Linked DNA regions of Homo sapiens: region 1 is linked to region 2. Evidence: chromatin contacts called from ENCODE Hi-C or POLR2A ChIA-PET data. All regions are on one chromosome and are shown on one strand. Each heading gives the region's core, a stretch centred on a gene start or an enhancer-like site at or near the end of the contact. The rest is flanking DNA. Distances are from core to core; before and after follow the strand shown. Region 1 holds the start of CFAP100-DT (CFAP100 divergent transcript). Region 2 holds the start of KLF15 (KLF transcription factor 15).

Region 1 (6,400 bases), core at 1,918-4,417, 41 kb before region 2:
TCCCACCTCAGGGCCTTTGGGCCTGGCCAGCCGCCTAGAATGCCCTTTCCCTACTTGGCCTCCAGGCCCCTGCCCTGGGCCCTCTGGTTGAGGGGGGGTCCTATCTGTACTTGGCTCAGCATCCCCAAACCTCTCACTCCAGGTGGCTCAGTGTCATTTTGGCCCCTACCTTTGTCCCAGCTCCTGCAGCTGACCCCAGGACACAGAGCTCAGCAGTCCTCTTGACTGAAGCCCCTGGCCAGGTCCCCTGCCCACCTTGCCCATGCCAACCTCCCTGACCCACCTGACTCTGAGACCCCTGGCCCTGGGTGCCAATCCTGGCTCTGCCTGTCTGGCCTGGTTTTCTCACAAATGCACAGGCCCTCAATCAATCTCGAGGAATTACCAATGCCACAGGGTCATAGGGTACCCCAACTAGGCACTCCCCCTCATACCAATAAACAAATCAATATAGTTTACATGTCCTTCAACTGTCTTGTGGTAGCATAATTATCTGCATTGTTTTATGGGCACATTGAGAGTTAATTTGTTATCTATAAACATTTCAAAGCCATCTTTGTTTTTAAACCTTATTCCAGCCCTTCTTCATTTTAAAATTTACTCTGGAGCAAAAAAAGAACGAGAGAGCGTGTGCACACCTAAGTGTAATGGTGGGGGTCACTGTTTATAGCAGCACACTTTCTGAAACAAGCTAATCACCCATATGAACAGAGAATTGGTTAATAAATTATGATACAGCCATACTGAAAGATTACTATTCTACTCAAAAGCACAAAAAGTATAAGGGAATTCTTGATGTATTGATAAGGAACAGTCTCTACAATGTATGGGTTAATTAAAAAAATCAAGGTGCAGACAGGGTTTTCATTGTGTGATCTCCGTGTAAGAAAAGAACAAACCTCATCTACACACATTTGCCTGTATGTGCACTGAGCTGGTAGCCTAGAAGAGACAGGGGACAGTGGCCATCTCTAAGGAAGGGGCACTGTATGCCTTTGACAGGGTGGGAGAGGCTTTTCACAATGAGGGGCTTTTAACACACTTTTGAATTTTGAACCATGGAATACTATGCCTGGTCAAAACCAAATTAAATTCCAATAAAAAAGCTGAAGGGCCCCAGGTAGGCCTGGGCAGCCTCCCTCAGCGTCGCCCTGTGTGAGATCTTGGCAAATGCATGCAATTCCACTAGGGCAGGCATGTTTCATCCAGGGCCTAGCGCCAGCTGACCACCTCCTTGGAGCCCAGCCTGGCATTTGTGGTCAGAGGGGTGCTGAGAGAAGCTCACCTTCACGGTGACACCTTCCTCATGGTCTGTTGTGGGTTGAACTGTGTCATCCCAATTCGTATGTTGAAGTCCCAACCCCTACTGTCTCAGAATGTGATCTTGTTTGGAAATAAGGTCTTTGCAGCTGTAATTCACTAAGCTGAGGCCATTCTGGAGCGGGGTAGGCCTCCAATCCAATGTGATGGGGTCCCTGTAAAATGGGGAAATTTGGACACAGACACACACAGGCAGAATTCCACATGGGCAGGAAGGCTGAGATGGGAGTGATGCTTCTACAAGCCAAAGAGCACCAAGGATTGCCTGCAAAGCTCTGGAAACCAGGAGAGAGGCCCGGAATGGGTTCTCGCTCAGAGCCCTTGGAGGGACCTAGCCTTTTGGACAACTTGATCTCAGACATCCAGCCCCCAGAGCTTGAGAAAACAAATGTCTGTGACTCCAGCCCCCCAGTTTGTGGTGGTGCTTTGTTACAGCAGCTGCAGGCAATCCATATGCCTTGTTTCAAGGGAAGTAGGCAGATCTATGACTCCTGCCTAGTGTTTGGTTTAGAGCTACCTTAACCTGTGAGGGAGCTGGACAGGCTCCGAAGCTGCCCCTGACCTCTGAGAGTGCCCACCCTGGCCCGGTACTTACTGTCATTGGTCATGTTCTTGGAGACTATAGTGGACGGTATCTCAGACATCTTGGCTGAGGCCCAAGAGGTTGATGCAAGGCTTCTCCTCTTCTAAAGGAGATCCTCACCTGAGGAGTGACACAGTGCTTGAGCCTGGTGGTCCCCAAGCCCAGAGCTTCCTTCCCCCTGGGTGGCTGACAGCCACCGACATTTGCTGAGGGCTCACCTTGTGGGGACACCTGCCGGCTCCCTGCCTCTCCCACCCGAGGGTCCACTCTCACCTCCTGGACTTGGCTCTAGCTGCCTACTTTTTCTGTGCTTAGAACACATCAATCTTGGCCTCAAGCCTTTGCATTTTCGGCCTCCTCGGCCAAAAAATATTCTCCCATACCCAGCTGGGGGTGCTGGGCTTCCTTCTCTTCAATTCCGAGCTCAAATGTCACCTCTTTAGAGAGACCTCTCACCATCCCATCCAAAGTGGTTTCTTCCTCCCCACCCCCATGTGGCCTTTATTTTCTTCTCTGCAATTCCCACTATCTGATTATCACTTTAAAAATCCATTCGTTGTCTATTTCCCCCTAAAATGTGAGCTCCATGAGAACAGGGGGGTCTTTTCTGCTCATCCAAGCTCCTGACATACCCTTGGCACTTCTTAACTTCATCCATTGAATGAATTTTCATTTTTGCAGGGGAGGAAGCAGAGATTCAGCGAGGTGTCCAAAGTCACAGTCAGGAGGGGCTGCCTCTGGAAAGGGCCCCCACTCTAAGCTTGTGCCATTCCTGCCGCATTCCTGCTGCAGCCCCCTATTGGGTGAGCCTGGGGTTCGCAGGGTCGCCTCCTAACACCCGCGCTCTGCAAGGCCCCGAGCCACACAGCGAGGTGCACAGGGATGGTAGGACAGATGGGGTGGATGGTAGATGGGTGTGTTTCAAGCAAGTGGCATGCGAGCGGGCAGCCTTGGAAGGCGCCTTGCAAGTCCGCTCCCGGCCACGCGCGCCCCTCGGGCCCTGGTTTCGCACCCCTGCCGCCGCCCCCACGCGCCCTCACGGACCCCGCGCGCCCCCTCTCCCCGGACCGCGAGCGCACCCACCGACCCCGACTGCCCCGGCTCGCTCCGAAGCCTCCGCGCTGCAGTTCTCAGCTCCAGGAGCAGGGCTCTTGGGTTTACGTCTCCAAGGCAACCATTCTTCAGGCTGGCTGTGACGCCACAAAGGCCGCGGAGGCTGGGCGCTTGAGGGCTGGGCCTGCGGGCCGCGGGACAGGGAGGGCGCGGGGCCGGGCTGCTGGGTCCGAGCTCTGGGCACGATGTCCTCCCTGACGCCGCCAGGACAGCGCCTGGCCCAGGCCTGGGCCTGGTGAACGCGGGTTTCTTCCTCTGAGGTTCAACACTCCGCACTTGGGTTGGCTCCTTTCATCCTGATTGGTTTATTCGCCACGTGCCAAGCACTGAAGAGGGCGTGCAGGATGGATACTTTTGGAGCAAAAATAGCCCTGCTTCTTTCCTGGGGAGGGATCGCACTTTCTAGAGGGGCGGTTTTCAAAGTATGGTCTCAGGACTAGCAGCATCGAAAATGCTGGGAACTCGTTAGAAAAGCAAGTTTTCAATCCTCGCCCCAGAATCAGAAACTCGGGGTGGAGCCCAGCAATGTGTGTCCTGACAAGTCCACGCGCGACCCCAGTGCTGGCTAGGGTTGCAAAGCCACTGCTCTACGGAGCGAGCGAGATCCATCATAGTGGGACAAGCGAGAGGATGAGGCCATACAGACCAGGGCAAGTTTTGAGCGCGCAGATCCACCAGCTGCTTGAAGCCAGGGGCACCAGGATGTCTGGTCCCCCAGCTCAGGGATCCTGTCTCCCCACAAAAAGCAGCAGCAGAAGACCCCTCTTTGAGTTCTGAACATGTTCCTAGATTTTCCCAGTATCTATGGGGATTGAGAGATTGATAAAGGCTGCTTGGAGCTGAAAGCACAGTCAGTGACTCATCTTTTCAGGGACATTTAGGGGCTTCTGGGGGGACTCTGGAGCAGTCTGCAGCCCAGCAATGTAGTCCCAGTGAGGATCCCAGCTGTGCCAGGCTCTGCCTAAGGCCGGTGTAGTGGGTGGGAAGACCACATCCACAACAGGAACTCCATTGGAGCTGGGGGTGGGAGTGAGGAGGAGCTCCCAAGATGGAAGGAGCAGGGATCCCTGAATCTTCGCTGGTAGAATAGTGTCCCAACTTGCAATATCCACAGTGGGCTTTGCACAAGGGAGGAAGAATGTTGTATTGTGTTAAGCCACATATGTGATTTGTGCATGTGTGCATGTGCACATGTGTGCACATGTAGTGTGTGTGTGTGCATGTGTGCACGTGTGTGTTCGTTACAGCTGCTATTGTCAAATGTGCTGAAAGACAAGTTGTCCCTTTACCCTTAGGAGAGAGGCTCCTTACACTGACATTCAAAGTCCTCAATGACCCGGCCCCAGCCTACCTCTGCAGCCTTATCTCCCTACAAACCATCAAAGCAGAACAAAAACCTGTCCCTCCGATTTAGGTTTTAGCAAACCACAAGAAGCACTTCATAAACTGGTGACTCAAGTAGAAAAGTAAGTGTTTTTGTAATGGTTTATCTAAATACAAGGTGCTCTAATGAGACTTTTAGGAAGCTAGAACATAAGTGACCCAAAGAGAACAAAGGTACCCAGGCTCCTGCCCATTCATTGTCATCAACAGATCAGTTTATGAACAGTCGTGAATCTCCCCATGAACCTTACAGAGTGTTTTCTATGTGCCAGGTACTGTTCCACGCACTTGACACCAATCCACCCATTTCACCTGCATGATCACCCTGCCTTTGCATGAGTTGCCGGTGTGGACAGAGCAGGGACACAGTGAGACAGCGGATTCCAGCTTTGCTCTTACCTAGAACACACTGCCTCTCACCAGGAATCGTCCTTCCATTTTATGCAGTTATCCCAGACAATGATGCACAAGCTTTGGGAAAAAAACCCCACAAGTCCAAAGGTGTACTTCATAATAAAGGCAAGTTATCTGTCAGTTTGTGTGTTCTGGCCTTTGTTTTTGCTCTTGGTAGCTTACAAGGTTAGAAAGAAAACCACCTAGAAAACGTGACCTGATTTGGAACTTTTAGTCTTAGCCTAACAGGTCTAACTAGAAATACCATTTGCTGATTAAAAGCTAATTTTTAAAATCAGATGCATGATTGGTGGAGCAATGGTGGCTGGCTGGCTGTGTGGTGAATCGTAGTGGCCTGTGAGCTGTCCAGCCCAGGCAGTGGGCATGTGGATGTCTGCTTCAAAATCCTTCCAACATTTCTGTATGTTTGAAGCTTGAAAATGTTCATAATCAAACATTTTGGGAAAAGCTAACAATCTTCTTAAAGGAGAAATTCGTATTTCAGATTTCGTATTTTCCTCCTCAAAGAAGGTATATCAGTCTGGGCTCTCGGGAATAAACAACAGAAAGCAACTATAGCCACTTGGGGGAGAAAAGGACATGGGGGTGCCCCCAGACTCTGTAGGACGATAGGGAATCAAGCTGGGAGATGCTGTAGCCTGGAGCGGAGCCCAAAGCCATCGCAGGCGCGTTCTGGCAGAGAACATGCTGTGATCCGAAGTCTGCTATGCACTCCTGACCGGTAGGCAGCACCTGGATCGCCTGCCTGCACCTCCCGCCTTCCACACAAGATCTTTGGCTTCTGCCGTGGGAGGAGGGACTCAGAAACCAGGGGGGTCAGGAGTAGTCCTGTACCCAGACAGGGTATTCAGAGGTCTACCAGAACGACAAAGCCTGAGAGAGCAGCTTGTATTTCTTTCCTGCAGCACCTGGTCTCACCGTTGTTCTACAGCACAGCAGGCCAGGCTGGATTGGAGAGTCACCTTCAAGGTAAAATGCCTTAGATGCCCAGATCTCTCACATGGGGGTTTTCCTTTTGCTGAGAGGTGGTAGGTTATGGAGAATGACAGCCATGTCTACCGTGCTTCACGGTGAGTCAAGGGCTTTCCACAGGGAGGGCAGTGATATGAGCTCTTTGCACTACTTACACTGACCTAGGAGCCCCTGCATGGGTTGTGGCCTGCAGGACCATGTTTCAGGGGAAAGCTGCAAAGTCCTTAAAGAGTGTCTGAAGCCCCATCCCCCCTCCCTCTCTGGGAACGTGTCCCCAACCAGTGCCTGCCAGGTGCTCTAGCCTGGCATGCTTTTTATATTTTGTGAGCAATCACATTAATCAGATTGCTTTCCTGCCAGCTCAGATGGATGGATAATTTGATTGGAGTCTAGGAAAAAACAGGGATGACTTTTGGCATCCACATCCCAGGCATATCACATTTGACCACAGTGTCAGAGAAACAGTGCTAGTGGAATAAAAAAGAAGGTCTTGGAGCCCAGAGTAAGACTGGGCTCATATGTGGTCACAAGAGACCACATATCCTATGAAGGCGCCTAGATGGAATTGGGGAAACAGGCAAATGGGCAGTGGTGGCTAATGGAGATGGGATTTTG
Region 2 (6,091 bases), core at 3,036-5,535:
GCGTGCGCGTCTGGCAGCTCCGGGATCCCCGAGCATCCGCCGCTCAAGTCCGGGAGCCGCGCGGGCGGGCCGGGGCGGGGCCAGGGCGGGGCCAGGGCGGGGCGGGACGTGTGACGCGCAGCGCGGGCCAATGGGGCGCGCGCCCGGGGCCGAGCCTCCTGCGAGCCTTCGCGGCGCCCGCTGCGTCACGTGAGCGGCGGGGAGTGAGTGCCCAGCGAGCTGCGGGCGGGCTAGTGCTCCGCCGCAGCGACCCGCGGGCCGGCGGGCGATCGAGCCAGCGCAGGACCCGCGGCTCGGCCCCCGGCCGCCGCCGGACCGAGAGTCTAGCCGCCGCCCCCAGCCCAGCCCGCCCGGCCGCAGGACCGCCGGGGCCTGGCCGCCGGTCCGGCGTGCGCCAAGTTCAGGTGGGAGAGGCGCGGCGGGGCCGGCCGGCCGCGTGGACGCGGCCCCGGGTGATCAGAGGGCTGGCCGGCCTCGGGGCGCGTGGCCGTGCTCCCGCGCAGCTCTCGGAGGCACCGCGCGAGTGCTGGAGGAATGTCGGAGGAGCGGGATGGGCCCCCGCGGAGGTGGGCAGGGGTCGGACTGGCCCGGGGGAGGTGACCCCCCCCGCCCCGGTCGCCCACCAGCACTTTGCTGAGGCCCGCGCCGCCGCCTCGGTGCCTGGCCGGGCGATTCCGTGGCGCGCCTTGCGGGCCGGCCCTCCCATATGGTGGGCACCGGCGCGGCCTGGTGAGAGGAGGGGGAGAGCGGACGCGCTGGCCAGCCCGGGGTTGGGGGGCGGAGGGGCTGGAGACGGAGGGGTTACTGTCGGTCACCGCAGCAGTGTCGGGGGCAAGGGGGGGGCGTGGGACGAGGGCATGGTGCCCAGCGGGCAGCGGTCCAGGACTCTAGAAGGGGTCTGAGCCGGCTCTCTTCATTTCCCACGCACGTTTCCCCTCACCCGCCGGCACCCACGGCGGCTCCACGCGCGAGTCCTTCGCGGACAGCCTCCCGCACAGCCACAGCGGCTGCCGCGCACCACGCCCCGCACACGCAGTCACACGACAGGAACTCACACCCCTTCACGCACACCCGCACCGTTCACGCGTCTCACTCCACGCTGAGTCCCCGTCCGCTCAGACCGAACATTACCAAAGCCATGGCCTGACCGAGGGATGGCGGCGGCGGGGCAGAGAGGCCGTCCCCATCCCATATGGTGGTCCGGTTCACTCTTCCCTCCCCGCCTTGGTGTTACTCATGGAACCCCCCTCTCACGGAGGGCACAGAGGGGCTGTTTTCTCCCACGGCCCTCGGAGGTGACAAAATCAACAATTGTTTGAGAGCCTCAAATCTCCTTCCCCCTGTCCCCCCGGACCAGGTGGCCCCTGGGGAGACCCTGCCGCCCTACAGGTGTGAGGACGCCCGGACTCTGCGACTTTGGGGCCTGCGGGCGGCTCAGGGACCGGAGACTCTTATTTTGAAGGACAGCCCCCGCCGCCACCCCCGTGATTTGCACGCTGACCCAATGGCAAGCCCTTGGCCGGCGCTGGGCTTGTTATCAATTACATGTTGTTCCTGCAGCCGCTGTGTCCCCGGGAGGATAAACAGCAGGCCTGGCCGGGCCAGGGGAGGGGGCGGAGTCCGGCGGCCAGCCGGGGACTGTGCCCGGAACAGCGTGTCCCCTCCCCCTGCACGCAGCCTGCGCCTCTGGCCGCCCCACGTGCTGCTGTGTTTCAGGGGCCGAGCCAGCTCCAGCCCTAGAGTGTCCTCTCTTTAATGCCGGTGCCCTGGGACATCCCAGAGCCCTTTCTGGGTTGTCAGTGCCTGGGTGCTTCCCCCTTGGGACGTTCAGCCCAGCATTAAGACCCTGTTGGCTGACCTGGGCCACCCATTCCTACTCTCCGACCTCCCCCGCTCTCCCCCGCACCTTCCATTCACTCATTCAGCAAATTTTGCCCGGTCCTGTTTTAGACTCTGGGATATGGCCTTGGAGTGAACAGTCAGGACAGCTGATATTCTGATGGGAAGGTAGACAGGGAGGAAAGTTCACAAACACATCACCAAGATAGTTTCCCACAGTAGAAACTGCAGGGAAGAGTATAATATAGGATGATGTAACAGAGTGGGCCTGGAGGCCCCCACAGGGGTGACTTCTGAGCCGAGATCTAACTAAGCAGCTCCCACCTGCAGTGCTGGGGGAAGAGCCAGGGCAGTGGCCCCGGGCTGAGGCTGAAGTGAAGTGAGCACACCTGGACTAGAAGAGAGGCAGTTGGTGGTGAGGTCTGCAGAGAGTCCCAAGGGCCCAGGTGCTGGGCTGCTGCGAGGAGATAGGGCCACCTGTCCTTGGGAAGCCATTGGAGGGTGTTTCCTTCCAGCCCCCCTACTGTACTTTTTAGATCACTTTATCTGTCAATATCTGTTTATATGTTTAAAAGGTAAGGCCTCCTTTAACCACAATATGATCATCACAATTAAAAATATTAACAGTAATTACTTAATATCATGGGATGGCCAGTTAGTGATCACGTTTCAGGGGAGGGCTCTAAGGCCTGCTCTGGGTCCCAGGAGGGCTGGAGGCCCCTGATTCCTTAACATCACAGTAGAGGGGCAGAGGCCGAACGTTTGCCGTGCCTGCAGGCTGACACCAATGGCTGGCACTGGCTGAGTGCTGCCGGTGTGCCAGATCCTGAGGGGGGTGCTTAGTGAGCGTCAGCTCACGGAATTCTCACAACACCTGAGGAACCAGGCACTGTTGGAAGCACCCCCATCTCACAGACTGAGACAGACACAGAAAGGCTGTGCACCTGCCTGAGGTCACCTGGCAGACAACTTGCAGACTCAGAAATGGAGCCCCTGCTTGGAGGGTGGGAAAGGGTTGGGGGAGGCCCAGGGTGGAGTGTGGGCTCTGCCCAGCCTTGTGCCCTTCACAGTGTCTAGCACTTTCATTCCTTCCCAGCACCTGATTTGGTGAATAGGTGCATTTTAAAACATATTCCAGGTTTAAATCCTTAGCTGAGTATTTAAACCAAAAAGCCAAATGTCCTCCTAGTAAAACTGGCCTGGGGCACAGACCTTGCCTTAGTTTCCTGGAGCTCCGTGAAGCTTCCTGGGTAAGTTGGGAACTGGGGCTAAAGGTCCTGGGGTCCCTGAGCAGGAAGAGACTTAGAGATCTTTGAAGCATGGAACAGATGAGGAAACTAAGGTTTGGGAAGGGGAGCAAGGACTTGCTCAAGGTTGTAGCTGATGATGGTATTGGCCATTGGGCAGTGCCGGGTGCCAGGCCCTGAAGGGGTCCTGGAGACAGAGGGGCTGGGTGTAGAGGTGATGCTGGGCAGCAGAGAACCTCTGACTTTGGTGCAGAGCATTCCCCTTCCCCAAGCTTGATAAACACCCAGCCTGCCCTGGTCACTGAGCAGGGACAAAGGTTCACAGAGGTGGCCCCGTCACAGCTGGACACTATTGACTCTCCTTGGCACCAGACCTAGCATGTCCTTGGCTTCAGAGGATGCAGCTTTCCCTTCTCCTCTCTATCAAAGTTCTCTGAGCCCCTGCTGGGCACCAGCGGCCAGTCCAGGCACTGGGGACGCAGCAGAGACATGGAGTGCACTGTCTCAGGGGGAGACAGGCATTAGCTGAACCTTCGCAAGGCGGTGAGTGTCCCAGATGGAGAGAGCAATGGCAGAGAGTGCAGGGGACTCCACTTCCTTATTGGTCAGGATGGGCTGGGGGGGTGGTTGTCTCCTTTCCCACTAGATGGGTGTGAAGTCCAAGGCAGTTAGGCACATGCGGGTGCTCTGGGACCCCAGTGGTCTGCTTCCACTCCACGGATTATCACCAGAGGGGCAGGGCCTTGGCCACCAGGATGCTCAAGCATCAGGGTGCAGGTGAGAGGGTTGCGTTCAAGCCTGTGCCACTCACAGGGCAGTCAAGGCTCAGAGGGGTTTGAGGACTGGAGAGTGGAGGAGCTTTAGGTGGGGAAACAGCTGCGCAGGCAGGCACTTTTTGGTCTTTGACTGTTTTGCCTACATGCTACACTTGCCCAGTTAAAATGCAGGCGGCCTAGTTAAATTTGAATCTCAGGTGAAATAATTTTTAAATGTAAGTGTGTCCTATCCAATATTGGGAACATACTTATATTAAAAATAGTTTATTTTTTAAATCTGAAATTCGAATGTAACTGTTGGCTTGTATTTTTATTTGCGTAATCTGGCAACCCTCTGGAAGCCTCAGCAACATGAGGGTCAGAGGGCAAATGGCTGTTCTACCCCCATTCTGTGACTCAACAGGCGTGAAGCTGAGGTCAGGAGTCCTCAGATGTACAGTGACTCCTATGATGTTGACGGTGGGCTGATTCAGGGCTTTGGCCCTCCTGGGGTCCAGAGAGCCTCCTCGCGCATGCCCTTCTCTCATACTCACCCATACTCAGTTGTTCACAGACATATGTGCTATTTTCCAGGATAATTCTGGAAAATCTGTTTGAAACCAGAAGTGCCCCTGGTTATGCAATGGGCTTGGAGAGGTCTCTTTTGCAAACAGGTGGTGCAATTTCAGAAAACACTCTTGCAGGCACAGCTCTCCTGGGGGATGGAAGCAGGATCCAGGCGTTTGGCAATAGGAGGCTGTGGGCAGGCAGCTGAGGGTGGGGTCAGAGGCCTGCGAGGTGGCAGGTGAGCACTGTCCTTCTGACCAGGCCTCCTGTGTTCCTTTCCTGCAGCCGCCACCGGCACGGCCAGGCCAGCATGGTGGACCACTTACTTCCAGTGGACGAGAACTTCTCGTCGCCAAAATGCCCAGTTGGGTATCTGGGTGATAGGCTGGTTGGCCGGCGGGCATATCACATGCTGCCCTCACCCGTCTCTGAAGATGACAGCGATGCCTCCAGCCCCTGCTCCTGTTCCAGTCCCGACTCTCAAGCCCTCTGCTCCTGCTATGGTGGAGGCCTGGGCACCGAGAGCCAGGACAGCATCTTGGACTTCCTATTGTCCCAGGCCACGCTGGGCAGTGGCGGGGGCAGCGGCAGTAGCATTGGGGCCAGCAGTGGCCCCGTGGCCTGGGGGCCCTGGCGAAGGGCAGCGGCCCCTGTGAAGGGGGAGCATTTCTGCTTGCCCGAGTTTCCTTTGGGTGATCCTGATGACGTCCCACGGCCCTTCCAGCCTACCCTGGAGGAGATTGAAGAGTTTCTGGAGGAGAACATGGAGCCTGGAGTCAAGGAGGTCCCTGAGGGCAACAGCAAGGACTTGGATGCCTGCAGCCAGCTCTCAGCTGGGCCACACAAGAGCCACCTCCATCCTGGGTCCAGCGGGAGAGAGCGCTGTTCCCCTCCACCAGGTGGTGCCAGTGCAGGAGGTGCCCAGGGCCCAGGTGGGGGCCCCACGCCTGATGGCCCCATCCCAGTGTTGCTGCAGATCCAGCCCGTGCCTGTGAAGCAGGAATCGGGCACAGGGCCTGCCTCCCCTGGGCAAGCCCCAGAGAATGTCAAGGTTGCCCAGCTCCTGGTCAACATCCAGGGGCAGACCTTCGCACTCGTGCCCCAGGTGGTACCCTCCTCCAACTTGAACCTGCCCTCCAAGTTTGTGCGCATTGCCCCTGTGCCCATTGCCGCCAAGCCTGTTGGATCGGGACCCCTGGGGCCTGGCCCTGCCGGTCTCCTCATGGGCCAGAAGTTCCCCAAGAACCCAGCCGCAGAACTCATCAAAATGCACAAATGTACTTTCCCTGGCTGCAGCAAGATGTACACCAAAAGCAGCCACCTCAAGGCCCACCTGCGCCGGCACACGGGTGAGAAGCCCTTCGCCTGCACCTGGCCAGGCTGCGGCTGGAGGTCAGTATAGCGAGTGACAGGCCTGGGCAGTGAGCACAGCCACTCATGTCTGCTTACTTGGGTGTGCAGCAGGGCCATTTTCCACCATTAACAGAAGGTAGATGAGGGAGGGGAGGGAGGGGCAGGCGGGTGCAGGCCCAGAGCTGGCACAGTTGCCTGGAGGCTTCCTTGGTCCTCCTGGTTCCTGAAGCCGGAAGCCAACTGGTGTCCAGTTTCCTGATGGCCAGGTAAGGCTTCACTGGCCTGTGCTGCCAGCTGGGTCTCCCCATCCAGTCTGACAAGGGTGGGGAT

Evidence for each region. Hi-C counts contacts between places; a loop is a spot of excess contacts on that map. ChIA-PET counts read pairs that join two places held with the same protein, here RNA polymerase II (POLR2A). Pooled maps may share reads with other maps.
Region 1: a map of posterior vena cava shows a loop between it and region 2 (18-fold over the local background). The contact joins the promoter of CFAP100-DT here to the enhancer-like site in region 2. A Hi-C loop is called at or near these places in 28 of 168 maps with a recorded cell type or tissue (Caco-2, Calu3, K562 and 18 more), 3 of 37 single-sample maps with no recorded cell type and 35 of 50 pooled maps. POLR2A ChIA-PET finds 5 or more read pairs at or near these places in 4 of 52 experiments (A549, H1, HEK293 and 1 more).

The regions. Positions count from the first base shown.
Region 1 is chr3:126,391,565-126,397,964 of GRCh38, reverse strand. It overlaps CFAP100-DT (CFAP100 divergent transcript), which reads left to right and starts at 3,167. Exons shown (of 2, transcript NR_103789.1): 1 at 3,167-3,666; 2 at 4,672-4,933. It overlaps CFAP100 (cilia and flagella associated protein 100), which reads right to left and starts at 3,056. Exons shown (of 17, transcript NM_182628.3): 1 at 2,987-3,056; 2 at 1,916-2,023. The coding sequence starts at 1,964. It overlaps LOC107986044 (a long non-coding RNA gene), which reads left to right and starts at 5,717. Exons shown (of 3, transcript XR_001740563.1): 1 at 5,717-5,782. RefSeq lists an enhancer at 1-160.
Region 2 is chr3:126,351,550-126,357,640 of GRCh38, reverse strand. It overlaps KLF15 (KLF transcription factor 15), which reads left to right and starts at 233. Exons shown (of 3, transcript NM_014079.4): 1 at 233-404; 2 at 4,694-5,800. The coding sequence starts at 4,719. RefSeq lists a silencer at 54-273 and enhancers at 172-931, 932-1,691. Within about 2 kb of position 4,285, at least 8 of the 41 ENCODE cell types and tissues checked have a DNase peak (open chromatin) inside an H3K27ac peak, as active enhancers do; they include dorsolateral prefrontal cortex, gastrocnemius medialis and heart left ventricle, where a contact is called at or near this core.